Regions from separate parts of the Mus musculus genome. Here region 1 is linked to region 2. The links are chromatin loops, found by intact Hi-C in ENCODE. Cell type or tissue: left cerebral cortex. All regions are shown on one strand. Links, peaks and the distances in the headings refer to the core of each region. The heading gives the core; the rest is flanking DNA.

Region 1 (5,381 bases), core at 177-5,176, 50 kb before region 2:
CTTTAAATGACCATGGCTTAACTTTGGCAAAGTTCTGTGGGACCACTGTTTTCTCCTTGGAAGGAAATGCTCTCTCCTTTTTAACAACTTGGTTGAAATTTACACATTTAATTATGTCATGTTTACTATACACCTCTAGTCGCCAAGAGAAAAAGTGGGGGGTTAGAAAACATTTTGGGTTTTTATGCATTATGTGCATTCCCTTTTTGTCAACTGAATCTAAACTAGAGTCAAGTGGAAAAAGGAAAACTTGACTGAGAAACTGCCTCCCTCAGATTGGCCTATAGTCAAGGCTGTGGATGGTATGTGCCCTGCATGAGGAGCACTGAGTTGTATAAGGAAGCAGGCTGAGGTGGGTGGGTGGGGGAGCACCCTCATAGAAGCAAAGGGAAGAGTGAAAGGGATAGGGGGTTTCCAGAGGGGAAACTTGGAAAGGGAATGAATAACATTTGAAATGTAAATAAAGAAAATATACAATAACAGAAAGAGAAAAGGAAAGGAGAGGAGAGGAGGAGAGGGGAAAGGAGGGGAGGGGAGGGGAGGGGAGGGGAGGGGAGGGAAGGGAAGGGAAGGGAAGGGAAGGGAAGGGAAGGGAAGGGAAGGGAAGGGAAGGGAAGGGAAGGGAAGGGAGGAAAAAAGAAAAAGCAGGCTGAGCAAGCCAAAGGGGAAAAATCAATAAGCACAATAAGCAGCATTCCTGTACGGTTCTGCTTCCAGGTTCCTGCTTGAGTTTCTGCCCTGCCTTCCCTCAATTATGGACTCTTATGGGGTTCTATAAGCCAAACAAACCCCTGCCTTCCCAAGTTGCTTTTGGTCATTGTGTTTGTCTCAGCAACAGAGGCCAAACTAGGACACATTGCTGGATATTTATTGTTGCATATCAAGAGTCATTGGTACTTTTTAAAGCTTCAGGTGTAGCTGCTGACAAGTGAGGGTTGCTGTGGTTCATTTGATTGCAAGCTTACTTGTGAGAAGTGTCCATGAAGAGATGTTCAGCGTGCCTTTAGGTGTACCTGTGAGGGGGCCATCAGTCTCCTAACTAAGAGAGAAAGCCACTTTGAATATGATATCCAAGGCCAGGTTGGGATTTGTTCTGCTCTCTCAGTGTTAGGCAGCGTTTGCATCACCATGGCAGAGACGGAGGGAAAACAACCTGAAGAGGTTTACTTGTTTGGGTGCAGGGCTTGAGGGGGTTCGGTCCTTGGGTGCTCAGCCACGTGGGCTTGCGCAGGGCTTGAGGGGGTTCGGTCCTTGGGTGCTCAGCTACGTGGGCTTGCGCAGAACATCCTGGCCATGGGATCAGGTGATGGGGAAGATTATGCGCTCTTGACAGATCAGTAGCAGACAGAGAGGGAACCAAATATACCCATCAAAGACAACTCTAGATACTTATTTTCTTCAGCTCTGCCCACTGCCCAAAGATCCCCCACATCTTCCACACAGAGCACCTGGCTGGGGACCAACTTCAATACAAAGGCCCACAGGGTATGTTTTATACTCAAGCTTTAATACTCTGTCTGATGGTAGCCCTAAGGTAATTGGCTGAGTTTGCCCCTCCCTGCCCACCCTGCCATGGCGCTCAGCCTCATCCCTGTCCAGAAGCAGCAATGCAGACTGACCATGGACTGAAACCTCTGAGCAGATGAGACAAGAGAAACCTCACTTGTAAGTTACTCCATCAGGCATTTTGTCACAGCAATGAAAAGTCTGGCACCGGCATTGCAATAATAGCATTCTATTCCTAAGGCAGTTCATTAAATGATGCAAAGTGGCAGTATCCAGAGGGCCCTGGACAATCCATGGTTGCTGATATGAAAAGCTCTTCAAATAGCATTCTTGTTTACTTTGATTACACACTAATGGTGTTCACCTGATTATGAACATCTTGCAGACAGAGGTGATGCTGCCCTCATCATGCCAGCACCAAGTCCAAGCCCTGGATTTGGAAGCAGCTTCAACACTTTTAATGTACACTGTATTGAAAGGGCATTGGGCTCACAGGTTACCTCCCAGTCCCCAGACATTCATTTCAACCAGCCCAGACTGCAAACACAGCTTTATACTTGAAAATCCATATCTGGGTCTTTAACCATCAGTGCCCAAAGCAGTTGCTTGTATGTGGGATGGCTGTGTTAAAACAGATCATGTGCACACTTCCCTAGCTGAACTAGGAAAGCTGAGTACTGCCTTGGAGGCAGCTCCTGTCTCTCCCAGCTCCTCCCCTTCTTCTCTTAACTCCTCCTCCGTGCACTCACACTGACCTGGTAGATTCCCAGTCTTTTGGAAGGGCTTGTATTAAAAGTTTCATTAGAGAATCACGCCAGGGGTTTTAAACAGCAGCGATCTAGCTGTAAAGGCTTGGAAGCAGTCCCCGAGTGTGCACCAGGAGTGGGCTGATGGCGGCAGTGCCAGCCACTGCAGCGCACTGGGACTCCCGCCCTGAATCTTATTTACATTGGGACTAACAATAGCTCTGCAGCCTGGCTATAAATAATTTCTGGGGAAGAGTTGTCTAATTAAACGTGCAGCAGTAAGGAAAGTGCTTTAACCACAAGGCTGGTGTCCTAATGAACGTAATCACTGTATGGGGACAGCTTAGGAATCACATCCAGACACCTCCCTGTGGAGGTAGGGAGGTAGAGGGGAAATTCGTAGGAAGAATTTCCAATCAATATTTAATTGTGCATTGTGTTAAACTAGTTTAGGGTCCTCTTTCTCCTTCTCTTTCCTCATATCAAGAGGTAAAAGGGATTTGAAAATGTAGCTTTGTAGCATGGCTTGAGCCTCAGATTCCAGTGAGACAATTGTCTCCAAGTTTTCAATGCATGGCAATTACTAGGATACACAAAAAAATATTAATTAGTAAGTGGCTTGTAAATTCTGATGGGTCCTGCCTTTAAAGAAAAAGAAGTGGGGAGTCGAATTGAAGTTTTATTCTGTCTCTGACCATGTCTGCTCCGGACTTGGTGCCCTTTAGGGCCAGGCAGTGTCCTGTGTCCTTTGGTTTCTCCAGGTCAAGCATTGGGAAGATATGACTATTCCCCCTGGATGAAGGCAATCAACTGTCATCAGTGCAGGGACAGCAGGCTTCTGCTGATATCCGAGCTACTATGAGCAGATCAGCAAGGAAGCCCAGTTCAGCCATACCTGATTCTGCTTCAGTGGAAACAACACTGTGAATTAGCTTGAGGGAAAAGTCTGTAGGATACAGGGTGGTAGTCTTTCCTTGTTATTTACAACACAGTTCTAAGGATAAAGAGGGGACCATGTGAGAAAGAATACCGTGTCATCAGGCTAATGTTTTTAAGTAATATAGGAACCATATATACAAACATCTGCAAGGACATAGTTAGAATATGTATATACAGATATTAGGTAGTTTGATGCCTTTGTGTGTGTGTGTGTGTGTGTGTGTGTGTGTGTATGAGTGAGTTTGCGAGCAAATTTGAGCACACACATGCCTTGGATATAGACTAGCTATTGCATATTGCTATGGTAACCTGCATGCTCTTGAAGACTAGTTTAAAGCATGGAAAGAGAGTATACATGTGTAGAGGTACCCCAGGCCAAGCTGCATAGAAACAGCAGGCCAACACTCACTCCATATACCCCCTGACAGTCAGAGATATAGGCATTAAGTGTGGGCACCTGTGATGAATCAAATTCACCACTGGATGTCAACGTTGCTCTAGCTAATTAGAAGACCTGCAGAAATCCTATTCTCTCTTATACTGGGGGTAGGTTTAATCTATGGAATAAATGTACCAGGGAGGAGGAGGTAAAAGCATCAACCTTCTGAAAGAGTCCACAAAGCAGAATCGGGGAACCAAATTTGGCATTTCTTCTTTCAGCCACCACTGTCCATCTAATAATCTTCTAGTTGCTTTTTCTTTATTACTCGGCTCTCCAATTAACACTCCCAGTTCTACTACATAATATAACCATTCATTTTCCTTATTGTCTAGCACTTACCACCCACATGCACATGCCAGAGTCTGAATGACAAGAGGGTAGAATTCTCATTTCTGCCATGTATATGTCTATAACTCAGCCTGATACAAAACAAATGTTTGCTAAGTATTTGATCGGAATAGATAAATGACCAATAGCGGAACTGATAATGTTTAGTTAGTAAATATAAACACAAACAGAGACCTTACGCCAATAGTAATGGGAGTTCTGTCTTCTGGGAAATGTGTGACAGTGTGGCTGGAGAAGAAAGGGCAAATGAGGATACCTAAGCTTGGAAGTGTCAAGTCACAAAGCCTGGGGGTGTCAAGGGTGTGCTGCTACTGTGACTGGGGATGGAAGATTAGCTTCTCTCAACCATAGCTCCCTGGTCAGTACAACAGAATAATTGTAACCTACCACATCTATGGAGGAGGCTTGTGGAGATCACATGTCACAGGCTACTACACAATGTACTTGGCCTGGGATAATACCATCCAGGTCCTTCTTAAGTCTCAAGTATGTTATGAGCACAAAGAACGACACACAACAAGGGGATTATTAACCTTACCCAATGGCATAGAAACTGTAGACCTCTTCCAAGTAATTCACTTTAACCACAGAAGGTCAATTTAACCAGGAATAACAAATGTAGTGGTAGTAGTAGTAGTAGCAGTAGCAGTAATAATAATATTATTAATAATAATAATGATGAAGCAGAGTTCAAAAACCATCTTGGAGAAGATGCAATGGGCCCAGTCATGGTGCTAGGGGGCTGTGAAATGTTTTTCCTTCAAGGGGTGAGCCTCTAGTCTGCTGGGTGTTTCTTCTATTCTATGGACATGTTGGCAGCATCAGGGACTTCCATGGCAGCCGTGCTAGCATCATTCTGAATCCATATGCTTAATTTTTAATAAATAAATGAAATCAAATTAAGCAAAAAAGAAAAATAGGTCTACAGTGTGGAGGCATTTCAAATTATTTACTGTGCTGTCACTTTAGGCTCATTGATGCTTGTTAATTTTTTTGAATTTGATGATAAGCACCATTTATAAGCTAAATAAGACATTATTAGCAGTATCCTGGCAGAAATGTACAAGGACACCGCTAAGCTAAGGTGAAAAATGCATTATTGAATGAAATTTAATTAGTAGATTTTGTTCTATTAGTGGTTTGAATATTGCATTTAGGAAAATAAATATAAATATGATCCAGGCAATCTTTCCAGTGAGAAAATGTCACTGGTAATATAACATCACTCCTACTCTTTCAGGCAGATGTGGGATGAAAATTGATGTCTTGGTCTCTTGCCAGTCAAAAGATTTTCTGGTTTGTGGTTCTGATAATAGCTAAGTAGAGGGGAGATGCCTTGTGTGCAGCTCCCGTGGGTAGGAAGAAGGGTACCTGGTGAGAATTAGTGTTAGCCTTTTTCT
Region 2 (5,381 bases), core at 227-5,226:
CTAGAAAGTCTTGATTTAAAGTAAATATTGGCCAAACTAAAATGAAGAATAAAAACCTGGAGACAGTTGCATGCCTGCCTGGTGATGAAGACTTAACAGAACTTCCTCCCTGAAAGGGCGCCCAAACTAAGAAGAGTTTAGCCCACTAGCCATGGCTAGGGAACAGAGTAGAAGGTGGGTGTAATGGAAGATTTGCACAATGAGAAGGAGGTATTTATAAAGAAATAAATGGCATATGTCTTTAATTTGCACCCTCCCCCCCATGACAAACATGAAACTAATAGCTGGGTTTCCTTTGGACCACAGCTTTTGATTCTTTCACTACAGCCTAGACATCAAATCCTTTGCTCCAAGTCAGAGTAGAAATCACTGAGTAGGTAAACTTCTGATGTATGAGAAAAAATTACTCTCCTTACTGCGTGGGAGCTTGTTAATCACACAGGAATGTGCATTCACGAGCATGCCCTGCAGATGACTGTCTTCTTTATGACAAGGGAAGGTGTTTGGGCCAAGAGAGTCCAGTTCTCCACTGAGTGAGGTGACATCAGTTTCCCTGCCTGGTTTGTCTTGGGAAATATTTAACCATAGCATTTCCTAAAATCCTTGAACACACTACTTCAAGCATCCAGCTAAGAGAGGGTCCCCATATGGAGGAGTGTCACTCCATGTCATTCAGCAAACACTGAAGGAGCACTAACCATCACACTTGGCACTGGGTATAGCAACAGACTTCACTAAATTTGCAGAGAGTGTGTGTCCTGTATCCAATCAGGAAAACTGTATAGCTTTGTGACTCTAGGAAGGAGCAGCAATTCACAGGAGGCCCATGGAAGACAGGTACTACTTATGCTGAGGACATGAGAATGTTGCCCAGGGAGGAGGCAAGTGAACTGTGCCATGAGGATACGTTTCAAAGCCAATGGGAAAAGGAGGGCATGCCAGGTAGAAGTAGTTTAGGCTGCAGCCAAAAGATACACACATGTGAATGTTTTTCTAGGAAGGTGTTTGTTCCAGCCACAGCCACATATCTGTAGCTTATGGAATTTGAAAATCTTAATGATTTCTGTGACAGGTAAGGAAACTGGAAAAAAGAGAGACAAAGTGACCTTGCAAAGCCTGAAATGATGACCTGTTGAGAGTCACTCCCTTGATGCATGTGTCCGTAGCTTTATTGTGAGAGTTTCCTCATAGATGAGGAATACTTCTGTCTGTCCCCATGCCGAGTGTGGGCTGTTCCTCCTTTCTTTGCAAGTCTGCATTTCTCTTGGCTTTTCCTCTTTCACTGCATCTATCTACCCACCAATCAGTCATTTCAACTCACATGAAGAAGGTACTACGGAAGGCAATCTATTTGCTATTTGGATCGTATGCTCTTTAGAAGGACATATTTTTTATGTTAGCCATTCTTAAAATGGCCTTGTTTGTCCCTCCCATCCTTTAGTCCTCCCTTCCTTCATCTGTTTTCTTTTGTGAGTTTGTGCTATTGAAGAACAAACCCTGGCTTTGTGCAGGCTAGAAAACTTCCCTCCTGCTGAGCTATGCTCCTGATCCCTCGCTCTTTCCACTATTTCTCTAATGTTTTATTTTAGAATAATTTCACATTTTCCATTTTCAAATACAAGACAGATATTTCCTGTCTGCCTTCCTGTTGTGATATCCCACAACCCTAACACATTAAACACACACACACACACACACACACTCCCTTTCTCATACACACACACTTAATGCCACATACATACACATATACTTACACACACAAACACAATGCAAAGAGTCACATAGACAATACACAAGCACACAGTCATACACACTCAGTACATAAACACACACTCATACACACTCAATGCCACAAATAAATACACACACACACACACATTTATTACTGATTTAATAGGCAAAGGCATTCAATTTTACATTCCAGCCATTTAAATGTGTCTAAGAGTGAGTGTTTTAGAGCTGAGCAGACACTGGGGTACAGCTTGCTGTGTTGTTTATGTCTCTGTCTCAGTTTATCCAGAAAACTATTTTTAGTACTCTCTCTCTACCCAGCACCATTAGTTTGTGTTAATTAAGATGGGGATGATGGGGATTCGTGTTTGACAGACCCTTGCTACTTGCAAAAGAGTCACTCATGCCCTATTCAGGGGTCTGGAGAGCTGAGTCCCAATGGAGACTGCTAGTAGCCTGCAGCAAGGGAAGTTTATGATACCCCTGTCTCTCCTTCCTTCAAGCCCCTTGTGTCTAAGCCTCACTGAAGAGTTACAAGGTTGTCCTCTGCAGAGCTGGTCCCCTGCATTTTCCACAGGCCCTCTGTGACATAGGCTGATTGCATACACAAAGATGTCAGAGCAAATCACCACGTCGGGAATTGTCGGGCAAACAATCTGTGGAATAAAATGTGCCCATTGCCAAGGGGTGGGGGAGGTTAGCAAGGAGGATATCTTGACAGAGGAAGAGAGAAGTGTTGGATGGAAATTAGCAGCTGAAGGCTTGCAAAGGGAGAAGAGGCAGAGGGAGAGAGAAAAGGGAAGAGACAGGCAGATGGAGAGGGGGAGGGAGAGGGTGGAAAATAGACACAGCTTTATTTCACAGTCTTGCTTCACCCTCCGCCCAAGCAGCCTGTGCTTTTGCAGAGATCTTGTCTTGCCTCAGCTTGTCGTTCCCCTGCTGACCTCTGCCATTAGACTCCTGGACTCCCTCAAGCTCCCACTTCCACTACAACAGTTGTGCTTTTCTCCCACATGGGATTTCCGGTTTGTGCAGCAAGAAATGTTCTCTCTGCAGAGAAGACAAGCTTCTTGCTTGCTGATCCGGATGGCTTGGGGCTCTGTAGATCTCTGCTCCTGACACCCTGGTTGGGTCCATATCACTGACATCCCTATGGAATTAGAATTGCTGGCAAATGTGGAATTATGCACTCAAGATATATTAATGTATCTCTTTGATATAGTGTACAAGTTCAGTAAAGTATATGTTCTAAAGTAAGTGCGATGGATTGGATCTGAAGTGTCTTCCAAGTCCCATGTACAAAAGACATTTTGTACCATTCTGTGCCATTGGAAATTTACTAACAAAGAGTCAGGCTCTGCCTTGAAAGAAGAAACTGCCCCCCTCCCCCCATCAACTGTGCTGTCATAGATCACAAGGATGCAGCCATGACCATGTGGTGTGGAATCTTGAAACCATAAGAGAAGACCTTTTCTCCTTTGATTTCTATGCCATAGGTATTCTGTTAGAGACACCAAATGCTAATACAGTGGCTGTGGCAGTAATGGGAAGAGCTACACTCTTTCTGTTCTGTTATATAGCTCAGAGTTCAATGCTGATGATCAAGACAAAGACCTAAGCACTGTACCCACTGCAGTTTGAACAAGATAGAGCTGTGTTTCCCCCAACTGCATGTTTAATTGGTGACTGGAGTTTTGCCTTATAGTATGAGTCTCTTGGATGGTTTGCCATTCTGGAACATAATGAGGGCAACTACCCAACTTCACTTAAAAACAACAACAACAAACAAACAAACAAACAAACAATAACAGAAATTACTATGAGTGTGAAGAACCCAGCCCAGCCTCTCTTCTCTTTCCCTCCTCCTCCTGAACACTGCCAGAGTGTGCCCTGAAAAGTCTCCTTCCAATTTCCTTCCTATCCCCCAGATTCAAGGTGCCACATTTAAATCTGGGCCATGTATTAGGGTCATGTGTAGATTCTGATTTTTTTTTCTAAAGTAGATGTAGGTAAATTGAAGCTCTGAATAATTATGTCTCTTAAAGAGCTATTTTTGGTCTCTCTGTAGTCCATTTTCTTTTTCACTCTCTGTGGCATCTAACCCCTTGCTCTGTACCTCTTTGGAACCTCTTCCCCACTTATGAAAGGGAAAACAAATTGCACTTTGGATAAAATCCATTCTCACCAACGTACTTCCTTTTTCTAAGCACTTTGTAATTTGAAGTCTTTAAATGCTAAAGGTGGCTTTGTCTTTTGAGGCATTAGATTGGGCATTAGCTTGCCTGTGGTGGGGATATTAGGATGAGAGGACGGTAACTTTTCTTCTCTTTGCTTCTTAGTATGACCTTCTTAAAGGAACACTCCTTTTAATCCTTTTAGGACAGCTGCTTCAAAGCTGTATGCAGACCCACGATCCTTGATTTTATGTGTCATTCTGGATCGGCAATGGTGCAGACATTCAGGGTGTTTCTGGGTTGATACTTTATATACAATATCAAGATTTAAGTCTACAGACTTTTGAAAAACAGGGTTCATTGGTGGGTGGGCCTCATCCAGTCAGTTGAGAGCCTAACTAGAAAGAACAAAGACAGGAGAGGAGAGAATTCTTCCAACAATTAACCCCATCACTCAAACTCCAACCCCATTTTCAACTATTCTTGGGTTTCTATCTTGTTAATCCATGCAGCAGATCATGGATGTAGAGTTTCCATAATCATGGTAGTGAGTCCCTTAAAAAAAAGTTGTTCTCTTTCCCTCCCTCCGTGTTCCTTCTGCCTGCCCCCCACCCTGCTGTGTGTGTCTGTCTTTCATATATATGTATGAAAATTAAATAATTTTCTAGGTATGTGTGTATTGCTCTGTATGTTTATTGCAAATGTTGCTGACATTACTGTACCTGTACAATGCCCTTGGCTCTGACCTCTGGTGAACCTTAGGTAATAGATAATTAGCACAACCCTGCTCCTTACCTGTAGCCCCTTTCCTTCCCTTTATTTCACTTTCCATTTCCCATTTCCTTTCTCTAGGACTTTGTATTTCCAGATTCCCCATGAGTGGAGAGACGATCAACAGTGTGTTCAAAACCCCACCCCCAGTTCTCCAGACTGCATCTCCTACCACCAAGGACAAATTAGATCCTCAGGATCTGCAGAAACTGTTCTTGTGTTGCCAGTCTTCCTTACACCGATTCTATCTAGATGCATGGCAAGAAAGAGATTTGAGAGAACTTAGAGAATTGCGTGTAGGAGAGCAAATGATGAGACAGGAGTGGTAATACCAGTGTGCAGTTCTGAAAAGTCTTTCTATGGATAGCTTACCGTTGGCATTGCTATCATCTCATCTTTGACCTTATCATGTGATGTCATCTCTAAATGGGTAGGACTATATGCATAGTTGTCCTGATGTGTATACACTCCAGGGGCCACAGATGGGAAACAAATTCTAGAGTGGTGTGTGTGTGTGTGTGTGTGTGTGTGTGTGTGTGTGTGTGTGTATGTCCAATGATGGTGATGCTGACAGGTTTAAAGTGTGATCACAAAAAGTGTGATCAGGACCGCAGTGCCCAGCTAGGGTGAGAACCTACACAGACCTCAGAATGACAGGTGAGCTATCTGAGACATCCGTACTTATAAAGTAACCTTTTGCTCATT

Evidence for each region. Peaks named below come from ENCODE experiments on the same cell type or tissue, not always from the same donor. Only the 100,000 strongest peaks of a DNase experiment are listed, where the experiment ranks them.
Region 1: it touches region 2 in a loop (7-fold over the local background); 2 of 42 quality-filtered maps call a loop at or near these places.

The regions. Positions count from the first base shown.
Region 1 is chr9:28,334,422-28,339,802 of GRCm38, forward strand. The region is part of intron 1 of Opcml (opioid binding protein/cell adhesion molecule-like); the gene reads left to right. Among named protein-coding and RNA genes, the nearest start is that of Gm39313, 59 kb to the right of the region's middle. In left cerebral cortex, for the core only: a CTCF peak has its summit at 3,657; DNase peaks (open chromatin) are centred at 256, 2,184, 2,377 and 3,695; H3K4me3 peaks cover 588 bases; H3K27ac peaks cover 1,573 bases.
Region 2 is chr9:28,384,426-28,389,806 of GRCm38, forward strand. The region is part of intron 1 of Opcml (opioid binding protein/cell adhesion molecule-like); the gene reads left to right. All of the region lies in intron 1 of Gm39313 (a long non-coding RNA gene), which reads right to left. Among named protein-coding and RNA genes, the nearest start is that of Gm39313, 9.1 kb to the right of the region's middle. In left cerebral cortex, for the core only: no CTCF peak of the experiment used is centred there; a DNase peak (open chromatin) is centred at 2,524; H3K27ac peaks cover 1,727 bases.